Linked DNA regions of Homo sapiens: region 1 is linked to region 2. A link is an interaction called in ENCODE POLR2A ChIA-PET data of the cell type or tissue named here. Cell type or tissue: MCF 10A. All regions are shown on one strand. Each heading gives the region's core, and the rest is flanking DNA. Links, peaks and the distances in the headings are about the cores only.

Region 1 (5,386 bases), core at 174-5,173, 60 kb after region 2:
CTCCATGGGATCTCCCCAGGCGAGGCCTTCTTCTTCTGGTCCTCCCTTTTCTACTGTCTCCACGGCCACTAGTTTACCTTCTGTTGCCAGCACTCCCGCAGCTCCAAACCCTGCAAGCTCACCAGCAAACTGTGCTGTCCAGTCCCCTCAAACTCCAAACCAAGCCCACACTCCAGGCCAAGCTCCACCTCGGCCTGGAAATGGTTATCTCCTGAATCCGGCAGCAGTGACAGTGGCCGGTTCAGCGTCAGGGCCTGTGGCTGTGCCCAGCTCTGACATGTCTCCAGCAGAACAGCTCAAACAGATGGCTGCACAGCAGCAACAAAGGGCCAAACTCATGCAGCAGAAACAGCAACAGCAACAGCAGCAGCAGCAGCAGCAGCAGCAGCAGCAGCAGCAGCAGCAGCAGCAGCAGCAGCAACAGCACTCAAATCAGACTTCAAATTGGTCTCCCTTAGGACCTCCCTCTAGTCCATATGGAGCAGCTTTTACTGCAGAAAAACCAAATAGCCCAATGATGTACCCCCAAGCCTTTAACAACCAAAACCCTATAGTGCCTCCAATGGCAAACAACCTGCAGAAGACAACAATGAATAACTACCTCCCTCAGAATCACATGAATATGATCAATCAGCAGCCAAATAACTTGGGTACAAACTCCTTAAACAAACAGCACAATATTCTGACTTATGGCAACACTAAACCCCTGACCCACTTCAATGCAGACCTGAGTCAGAGGATGACACCACCAGTGGCCAACCCCAACAAAAACCCCTTGATGCCGTATATCCAGCAGCAGCAACAGCAGCAGCAACAGCAACAGCAGCAGCAGCAGCAGCAGCAGCCGCCACCTCCACAGCTCCAGGCCCCCAGGGCACACCTGAGCGAAGACCAGAAACGCCTGCTTCTCATGAAGCAGAAAGGAGTGATGAATCAGCCCATGGCTTACGCTGCACTTCCATCCCACGGTCAGGTAAGTGTGAAAGTGACACACTCTTCGAGCAGTTCTTGTGGTGCATTTCAGACTGTCGATGTGTGATGTTCTACAAGCTTCCACTGTAGTGGGGTCTAATTGCCTGCAGAAAACCTCTTTACACATCCTCAGGTAGTGGCCAGGTTTGGAGTGTTCTTTTTCCATTTCTCCTAAGAAATGGAAAAGGGTGGCATGATAAACTTTCGTGTATTTCAGTGTCTAGGAATCAAACTTCTTTTATTCCCAACTGCAGATAAGAATTACATAAAATTCTCACTCTGAGGGAGGGAGGCTGCAGAGGTCACTCCACCAAACACGGCACTACCTCTGTAGCTTCTCTCCCAGCTTGCATGATCCCAGGCTCTGGGTGGTGGGAAGCAGGGGACATTCAGGGCTGTCTACAACAGTTTTATAAGGCCCTGAGCAGCCTTCAGCTGTCCTACTGAATTATGAATAATGGGAAATTTGGCTTGTTGATATTCAAATATAGGAGAGCTTTCTGGATTTTCAAAGTGAAGTGGAGGGTAGATTTTTGTAGGACCTTATAATGTTTAAACACTTGCTGCTAGACTAGCAACAGTTAGAAGCTGGTTCAGTCTTCTTACTTGGGAGTGCAATGAAACCTCTCTGATACAATCAGCTCTATTTCAGGAAAATGTGATGGTGAATATATCTTAGTGCTGTATTAAAGTCTCTACTTTCCCACTGTCCTCCTTCATGGGAGGTTGGGCTCTTGGTATGCATGGTAAAAAATGAGCAGCAACCAGTCGGGAAGTGAATAGTCATTGACAAGCTTTTCAGTCTCTTCATCCTGACCAGTGGCAAACAGCCAAAGCTCCTTTAATATAACATTTGTTCTACCCTGAAGGAGAGAGTGGGGAAATGCCCATTAAAGCGACTCCCCCTGCCCTACATGGATGAATTCAAGAGAGATCATCTTACTGCCAGTTGCTGTGCTGTGCCTCAATTCTTCCAGGATGCAGACATGGTCATTTTACTTGGAGAATTTGCAGAAAAGTCTTTGCTTTAGAGGCCCTCATGTCTAAACAGGTTCTAACTAGTGCTTGGGTAGGTGTCCACAGTTGAGTACTTTAGAAGCACTGGGAAATAACGCAGGCAGATCTTGCCTCACTTGGTTATTTGCATCTTGTAGCTCCTGGAGTGCCCCACCCCACCCCCGAAACCCCAAGCTTGATGGAGCTGCAGGGCTGGAGGTGGTGCTGGCCTGCAGAGACAGGCCTGAGCTCTGTGGCTTCATTCTTGTCCTCAGCCTTACAACCCCCAAACCTCACAGTGGCTTCTTGTCTGCACATGCCAGCCGGCTCTAAAGATTCCGTCTGGATAAATAAAAGTATAACTTGGTTTACATTGACTGCAATCAGTAGCTACTAGAAAAATATCATTGAAATGTGAACTTCTATATATTATCTTAGTTTCATTAAGAATATATACCATTGGGGAGATAACAGCATTTTATATACTCCAGATTAAGTTCTGAAGCAGGCAGAAATATAGGCAATATACATGAATGTTTGTAGTAGCCCAGGCGTGTCAGAAGGTTTATGAGATCACAAGCTGTCAGAATGGTCTGTTGTTAATACAAATTGTGCTTCTACATTCGCTGTTCTTACACTAGCTACAGTAGAGTATTTCCTTCAAGCCAGACCAAAGATGAATAATTAATTCCAGTTCACAGGCTCTGCAGACATGTGAGTGCAATGATGCACCTATCCTCACCCCCACTAAATGTCTTTCAAAATGTGCCAACTTGGGACAAGTTCCTGTCTTTGCGGGAACATGAGTTTTAAGGGTACTTCTTTGAGGTCCTTATGCCTGCCTAACTATGTGTCACTGAAGCTGGTAGCTGCAGAGGTCATGTTTTGAAAGAGCTCAGTCAGCTGAAGAAGCAAAGTGATGTTTTTCTGGATTAAATCTGTGTGCTCCTCCTCTCTTCTCTCGTCTCACGAAGTATTTTCAGTGTGGACAGAATGTTCTTTTGTGAGTCCTCATTAGAATAATCACTTCTTAACCTCACAAAATCTCATCAGGTAAAAGCGTGCTTTTTAATGAAATATTAACTCACCACTGTTTGAAACGAGCTTCAAAATACATATATAAACATGTGAATGTCTTTCTGCAAACATATCATTTATTTCTTGTTTTTATCTGATTGTGAAGCAGTATTTACATAGTTCTCAGAATAGTTCATTACATTATATGCGGGTACATTCCACAAATACGAGCACGAATTACAGGTACGATATAAAATATAATTATACATAGGTTTAGTTCAGTTTCGTTTTCTGCTATTGCTAGTGAAAACTCACTTTATTCTTTGTTGATCACAATGACCATGATCAACATTTCGTTTTAATGAATGACTTCAGCAGCAAAGCCTTTTAGGCACGTTTATTTCAAGAAAATTGTCTTTTACAGATGTTTACTTATTTGGAACATTTGTATAAAATGCCATCTCAGAAATGAATAGGAATGCGCTTACTTCCTGTATATTTCAAAAAACAGGGAAACAAAAATAGAAACAAAAGATATTTCAAAATTTTGAATGTGTTTTATCTAGTAATTGCATTTCTCAGAATTTACATATTATTCTTTTTGATCAGATGGTTGAACAAAGATTATGCTCATGGTGTTACTTATGATAGTGAAAACTTTGATCCAAAAATAAGTATTTTGGAAAAATAAATACGTACATGACATTCATGATATAAATGAATGACTAATCATATGGAAATGCTCATAATATGAATAAAATAGATCATAAAACAATTATATGTTACAATCCAAATTGTGACTTTTAATATGTGTAGAAAAATACTGAATAACTAAAATGTTATTTTAGGAATTCTAAATACTGAATTCCTAAAATGTTAGGAATGATATTTATTTCTGGCTGGAAAAATTATGAGTGATTATTGTTTTCCTCTTTATATTTAACTGAATTTTCTAAACTTTCTATCATACATGTGTATTAATTCTACCCTCTGGGAAAATACTTTTTTAAGGAAGGGAAACTCCCTACTTAAAAAAGTTTACCCTTCGTTAATTCTTTTTTTAAAAAAATTCTTAGTTGAATTGATTTGCCAGTTGGATTGAGACAATATCATTATTTGCTATTCATTGACATATATTAGTTGTGAATCCCTGCTTTAGTGAGTAGTCCTAAAACCTGCCTCCCACACTCAGTTTCTTTTCCATTCTGTCTCCTAATCCCTTTACCATGTTCTCATTCCTAGAAAATTTTAGCTAAATTAGTGACAGTGAAAGTAGCAATAACATTTTTTACCATTAAAAGTTTTTGAATCTTCTCTGAGATATGTTCTTATATTATTTCTTTGTTCTTATATTATTTCTTTATTCCCTTTACTTTTTTTCTCTTTCTTTTTTTTTTTTTTTTTTTTTTTTTGAGACGGAGTCTTGCCCTGTCGCCCAGGCTGGAGTGCAGTGGCGCGATCTCTGCTCACTGCAAACTCCACCTCCCGGGTTCACGCCATTCTCCTGCCTCAGCCTCCCGAGTAGCTGGGACTACAGGCGCCTGCCGGCACGCCTGGCTAATTTTTTTTTTTTTTTTGTATGTTTAGTAGAGACAGGGTTTCACCGTGTTAGCCAGGATGGTCTCGATCTCCTGACCTCGTGATCCGCCCGCCTCAGCCTCCCAAATTACTGGGATTACAGGTGTGAGCCACGGCGCCCGGCCTACTTTTTTTTTTGTTTTAAAACCTTCTGGAACTTCTATTCATCATGGACTAAACCTCCCAGATTGTCTCTAATTTTCTTCTTACCAGCTTCACTTTTTAAACATTAATACATAATATTTACACATATTTATGGGGTACATGTGATATTTTGTTACAGGCATAGAATATGTAATGATCAAGTCAGGGTATTTAGGGCATCCATCACTGTATTTATTCTTTCTTTCTTTCTTTTTTTGAGAAAGAGTCTCACTTTGTTGCCCAGACTGGAGTGTAGTGGCACTATCATAGCTCACTGCAGCTTTGAATTCCTGGACTCAAGCCATCTTCCCACCTCATACCCCAAGCAGCTGGGACTACAGGCATGTGCCACCATACCTGGCTAATTTTTTTTTTTTAATTTTCAGTAGAGACAAGGTCTCACTATGTTGCCCAGTCTAGTGTCCAACCACTGAACTGAAGCGATCTTCCTGCCTTGGCTTCCCATAGTGCTGGGATTACAGGCGTGAGCCACCGCACCCGGCCTGAGTATTTATTATTTCTATGTGATGGGAACGTTTCAAGTCCTCACTTGTAACTATTTGAAATATACACTACATGTTCTCCAATTTTTAAAATATGTGTTTTTGTTATGAAATAGAACTTACTATGGTCACATCTGGTTTTTTTCCGTCCTAATCCTGTTGTTTCTCAAGGGCAG
Region 2 (5,386 bases), core at 248-5,247:
CCTGTAATCCCAGCACTTTGGGAGACCAAGGCAGGCAGATCACGAGGTCAGGAGTTTGAGACCAGCCTGGCCAGCATGGTGAAACCCCGTCTCTACTAAAAATACAAAAAATTAGCCGGGCATGGTGGTGTGCATCTGTAATCCCAGCTACTCAGGAAGCTGAGGCAGGAGAATTGCTTGAACCTGGGAGGCGGAGGTTGCAGTGAGCTGAGATCACACCACTGCACTCCAGCCTGGGCAACAGATCAAGACTGTCTCCAAAAAAAAATCGTTAATATTGCAGTCTTGAGTCCAAAATCTGCAGGCTGGAAGCATAGGCAGGTTTTCTGTGTTGCAGTCCGAAGGCAGAATGCTGCTTCTTTGGGAAACCTGTCTTTGCTCTTCAGGTGTTCAACTCACTGGATGAGGCCCACCTACATTATAGAGAGTAATCTGCTTTACCCAGAGTCTACTAATTTCAACGTTAATCACATCTAAAACTAGCCTTCCTAGCAACATCTATATTGGTATTTGACCAAACAACTGGACATCATAGCCCAGTCAAGTTAACAACTAAAATGAACCATCACATGAGGAATTCAAGGAAAGTAAAGGCATGAAAATGTCAAGCAGTTAACAATCTTGTCAAAAGGAATTTAAGACAACATTGATATTTTTAGGTTTCATATCTTGATAAATTTCATGTCAATTAAATTTGTGTTTGTAAATTAAAAGTACAACATAATATTCAGATTTCCATAGTATCAAATGATGGGTATTTCTTTAGAATAAAAGTTATGTTACAAGCCAGACTGTTTCAGTGACATGCTTCCTGGTTTTTTGTGACAGATTGTACGTGGCATAATCTCTGATCTAATGGGCATTCATTGGAAATAGTCTTTTTTATCTTGGTGTCAGAAGAATAGTACATGGGCTATCACAGAGCACTGAAAGAGTGGGAGTTCAATTCCTGATACCGCTTCTATCTTATGATAAGAGTCTGAGACTAATTAATTTCTACTACTGGCCGGGTGTGGTGGCTCACGCCTGTAATCCCAGCACTTTGGGAGGCCAAGGCAGGCGGATCACGAGGTCAAGATACCAAGACCATCCTGGACAACATGGTGAAACCCCATCTCTAGGAAAATACAAAAAAATTAGCTGGGTGTCGTGCCGCGTGCCTGTAGTCCCAGCTACTAGGGAGGCTGAGGCAGGGGAATTTCTTGAACCCAGGAGGCGGAGGTTGCAGTGAGCCGAGATCGCGCCACTGCACTCCAGCCTGGCAACAGAGCAAGACTCTGTCTCAAAAAACAAAAAAAGAAAAAAAAAATTTCTACTACCACTTTTGTATTTTAGAAGCATGTCAATAAGGCGTAGAGGCTGCATGGCCATAGGGAAGAGCTTACCCCTGGAGTGAGACTGCCTGTGTTCACATCCCAACTCTGGCACTACTAGTGTATTACCTCTCTTACCTGTGCCTCGGTTTTCTCACACGTACAATGGGGATGATAGTTTCTACCTTACAGGGATCTTGTGAGGTTTAATTGTATTAATATACGTGTCCATACATAGTGTCATGTAAGTGTTTGCTATTTTAACAATTACTGATGGATAATATGAAGAGATAGAGATAAAGTATGAGAAAAGGGTTGAGATGATTGAAGACAAGTTTTTAGAAATAGATTACACTTTGGAGCTTTGCTATAATTCAGTCCATGTTTGAGACCATTTCTAGTGTCATCCTTTAGGGAATTCGGTTCATAATCCTCTTACATGAATTGAAACCAAGATGGAGCCTCCTTACATCAAATTCTGCACTGTAGTTAATAGTGTCATGGAGAATTTCCAGAGTATTAATAATGAGCTAATACACCTATGAATGTTAAATGTCTTGGAAGCAGTTTCCTGATGAGAAAATAGCAGATGTGGCAATGGCCATGGTCTAATTGCCCAAGAGGCAGTTAAATATAGTTTTTAGTCCTTTTCAAAGCAGTTATTTGAAAGCTGAAATATTTTCCCTAAAGGCCCATCAACTGTTCTTAACAGTGAAATGAAGTATTTGGATAAAGCAAAAGTGCTCAGGAGTGTGTTTGCTTCCTGTAAATCTAATTTACCTTTGTAAATTGTTGGGTTTTTCCACATAGACTTTTGTTTTGTATATTTCCACGTTTGACTTTTTAGTGTAGAGTGGTAGTTTTTATTATTTATTTATTTATTTATTTATTTATTTATTTATTTTGAGATGGAGTCTCGCTCTTGTTGCCCAGACTGGCGTGCAATGGCGTGATCTTGGCCCACTGCAACCTACCCTCCCAGGTTCAAGCGATTCTCCTGCCTCAGCCTCCCGAGTAGCTGAGATTACAGGCATGCGCCCCCACACCTGGCTAATTTTGTATTTTTAGTAGAGACGGGGTTTCTCCATGTTGGTCAGGCTGGTCTCAAACTCCCAACCTCAGGTGATCCGCCCACCCCAGCATCCCAAAGTGCTGGGATTACAGGAGTGAGTCACCATGCCCAGCAAGTGGTAGCTTTTAGTGTTCTAGAAATCCTAATTGAGAATAATACTAGTTATTGTTTTGTTTTGTTTTGATTTTTGAGACGGAATCCTGCTGTCGAAACTGAGGCATAGAGAGATTAACTTGCTCCAGGATCACAGCAGGTAGCTAGATTCTAGATACACTTTACCACTAACCCCTAAATTAAAAGGTTAATTAAGCCCCATAAATTAAAATCAGCCCTCCTTTCTGCTAGGGACATGTGGGTGCTTTGCAAGGTGTGGATTGAGCTGCCCTCAGGTCTACAGTTCTTTTAATAAATAGGACAGAGTCCAATCCACCATGCTAGAAAATTGTAATTTTTGTAGCAGCATTGTTAGTGTTACATGAAACCAGACTTTCCCAGGTTCCTGGTGGCAGAGATGTGTGTATAGCTTCTCTTCCATGGACAAGTTTCATCTCTGGAGGCGATCAGGGCAGCCTGTGTAGAAGACTAAGACTTAGGAATTGGGCTGTGAATAGCTATCCATGTCCATTTAGCAAATACCACTTCGCTATTTTAAGAGCAAGAAGGAAAATGCCATTTAAATAGTGATTTAGACTTACAGGAAGGACAAGGCAAGGATAAAATCTACCGAAGATTTTAAGAAAATCTCCACCCTAAATAAAAATTGAAAGCAGTACAATTTTCATGTCTACTGTATGTGTATTTTCAGAAAGGGACTTTTTTATGCAAAGGACACACTGACATCAATGACTAATGTTAAAAAACAACAATTGGAAAGGTTGTGCAATGTGGAGATTCTTCCTCTATATTTAGAATAAAACTTTGTGTTTTTACTGTCAGGATGTGAGCTTAATTATAGCATGTTGCAAACTTTGCTTTTCTAAAGAGAGAGAGAGAGAGAGAGAGAGAGAGTGTGTGTGTGTGTGTGTGTGTGTGTGTGTGTGTGTGGCTTACTCTGCCTGGAGAAATTTGGGTGCTATTTTTGTTTTCCTTTTGAAACATCAAGGGTTGATATAAGGTAGTTTTAGAAGTGTAGTATTTCTTGACCCTCAATGAACTGATGACCTCCCTGAGGCCAGGAAGGATGTTTTATTCAGCTGTTTTAGCTTTTATATTTTATAATCATTATTTACATGAATAAAACCAAGGATGTCACCTGGGCTGTTTGGAAGGATTTCACTTTGATTTTTGTTTAAGCAATGCACAAATTATTCTTCTGGAGATAAAATTTTTTTCTGGCATGAAAACTTGCATTTAGAAAAAAATCTGTAATTATTCATTATATTATTCCCATAATTAGCAGTTATACGTTTGGTATAGTTATTTATTGACTATTCAGGAGTTACCTTTGTGCGTTTGTACATACCTGTGTGCTTAACAAAAAAAAAATTATTGCACTGAGATTATTCACATTGTCAGGCTCGTTATACAGACTGAACAGTATTTGGTTCTAGCTGTAAGTCCTTCATATCAACCATGAAAATTTGCTCAAGCCCACATTCCCTGAATCTGAGAGAATCACCCTAGATGGTTTGTGGAAATAATTAATAAACTTCATCTCACCTTCAAAAACGGCTATTATGAAACTGATGCATATATTATCTTTATCTTTAGCTTCTGAATATAAGATTTCATCACACCTTGCACACAGTAAGTTTTCCAATGTTACATATCTTGAATGATTAATGCAAAAGAAATCAAGGTGGAACTAAGATGAATTCTTTTACAAGCTCACATTTTGGGGCGATAGCGTTCACAAGGTTTGTTGGTATTTTCCATTCTGATTCTACCATCATACCATTTGGGGAAACTTAACATTTTCTCATTAGATGTCTGGTGCTAAAATAGAATGTAGTTAATCAGGACTGAGAAGGTGTGCAGTGCATACACTTATTAAGGAGCAATCCACTGGCTCCTTATTACAGCTATTAGTTCCCAGGCAACACCTTCCACCTTTTTTTGTTTGTTTCCTACAATGGCTTATTAAAAACCACTGCCTGAATAAATGCCTTCGTATGATGTACAAGGAAAGGTAGATGAAACTGCATTGGCAAAATCATGATCTGGAGGAATTAAGCATTTCAACAATTTAAATAAAATTTTAATTTGGTTTTATTATTCATGGGAAAAATACACATTGGACAAATTTATTAAATATCTATCCTATATCAGGCTGCTTAAAATCAGTGAAACAAAGTTTGTGAACCTAGTTTAAAGTTAACATGATTTATTAATATTTGAATATTTTCATGCAATTAAACCTTTGACTTTATAGCTGAAAGAATACAGTGTTGTGGAATATGCTGGCAGCTTGTCTGTGGTTTGGTTTTCATATTAAGTATAAATGTTTGGCTATTTGAAAAGAGGTATTGGCATCCAGCAGTAATCATTCCCTAATACCAAATATGAAACTTCCAGGTATAAGGATAAATCTTTTTTAAAAAAATAAAAATAAAAAATGTTTCTTAAAGTTTTAGACAGTCATATCAGTGTGTTGCTGGAAGTCATTTAAACATCTGAATTCATCAGAAGCACATAAAATGATAATTCAAAGAATCTGCAGAAATAGGAAGAGTTGTTTGCTTTGGAATAATTCAGTCTTAATTGAGAACCTATTATTTAAAAAAGAAGAGAAGCTCATTTTTACTTAATAGCCCAAGTAAATAAGGAGAAAAGGAAGGCTGGGAGAGTCAACAGACCTTATATCAGAACTTCCTGGAAACTGCCTTGGAGGGTTAGGGGGTGGAATTTTCCTTTTTAAAATGTTGTCTTTCATTGTTGGACATTTGGGTTGGTTCCAACTCTTTGCTATTGTGAATAATGCCGCAATAAACATACGTGTGCATGTGTCTTTATAGCAGCATGATTTATAGTCATTTGGGTATATACCCAGTAATGGGATGGC

The links. ChIA-PET counts read pairs that join two places held together with the same protein. Peaks named below come from ENCODE experiments on the same cell type or tissue, not always from the same donor. Only the 100,000 strongest peaks of a DNase experiment are listed, where the experiment ranks them.
Region 1: POLR2A ChIA-PET joins it to region 2 with 24 read pairs; 4 of 35 experiments call an interaction of 5 or more read pairs at or near these places.

The regions. Positions count from the first base shown.
Region 1 is chr4:139,884,944-139,890,329 of GRCh38, reverse strand. MAML3 (mastermind like transcriptional coactivator 3) reads left to right here. Exons shown (of 5, transcript NM_018717.5): 2 at 1-973. Among named protein-coding and RNA genes, the nearest start is that of MGST2, 220 kb to the right of the region's middle. RefSeq lists an enhancer at 2,144-2,283. In MCF 10A, for the core only: no CTCF peak of the experiment used is centred there; DNase peaks (open chromatin) are centred at 919, 1,799 and 2,079.
Region 2 is chr4:139,944,933-139,950,318 of GRCh38, reverse strand. All of the region lies in intron 1 of MAML3 (mastermind like transcriptional coactivator 3), which reads left to right. Among named protein-coding and RNA genes, the nearest start is that of MAML3-AS1, 180 kb to the left of the region's middle. In MCF 10A, for the core only: no CTCF peak of the experiment used is centred there; a DNase peak (open chromatin) is centred at 3,278.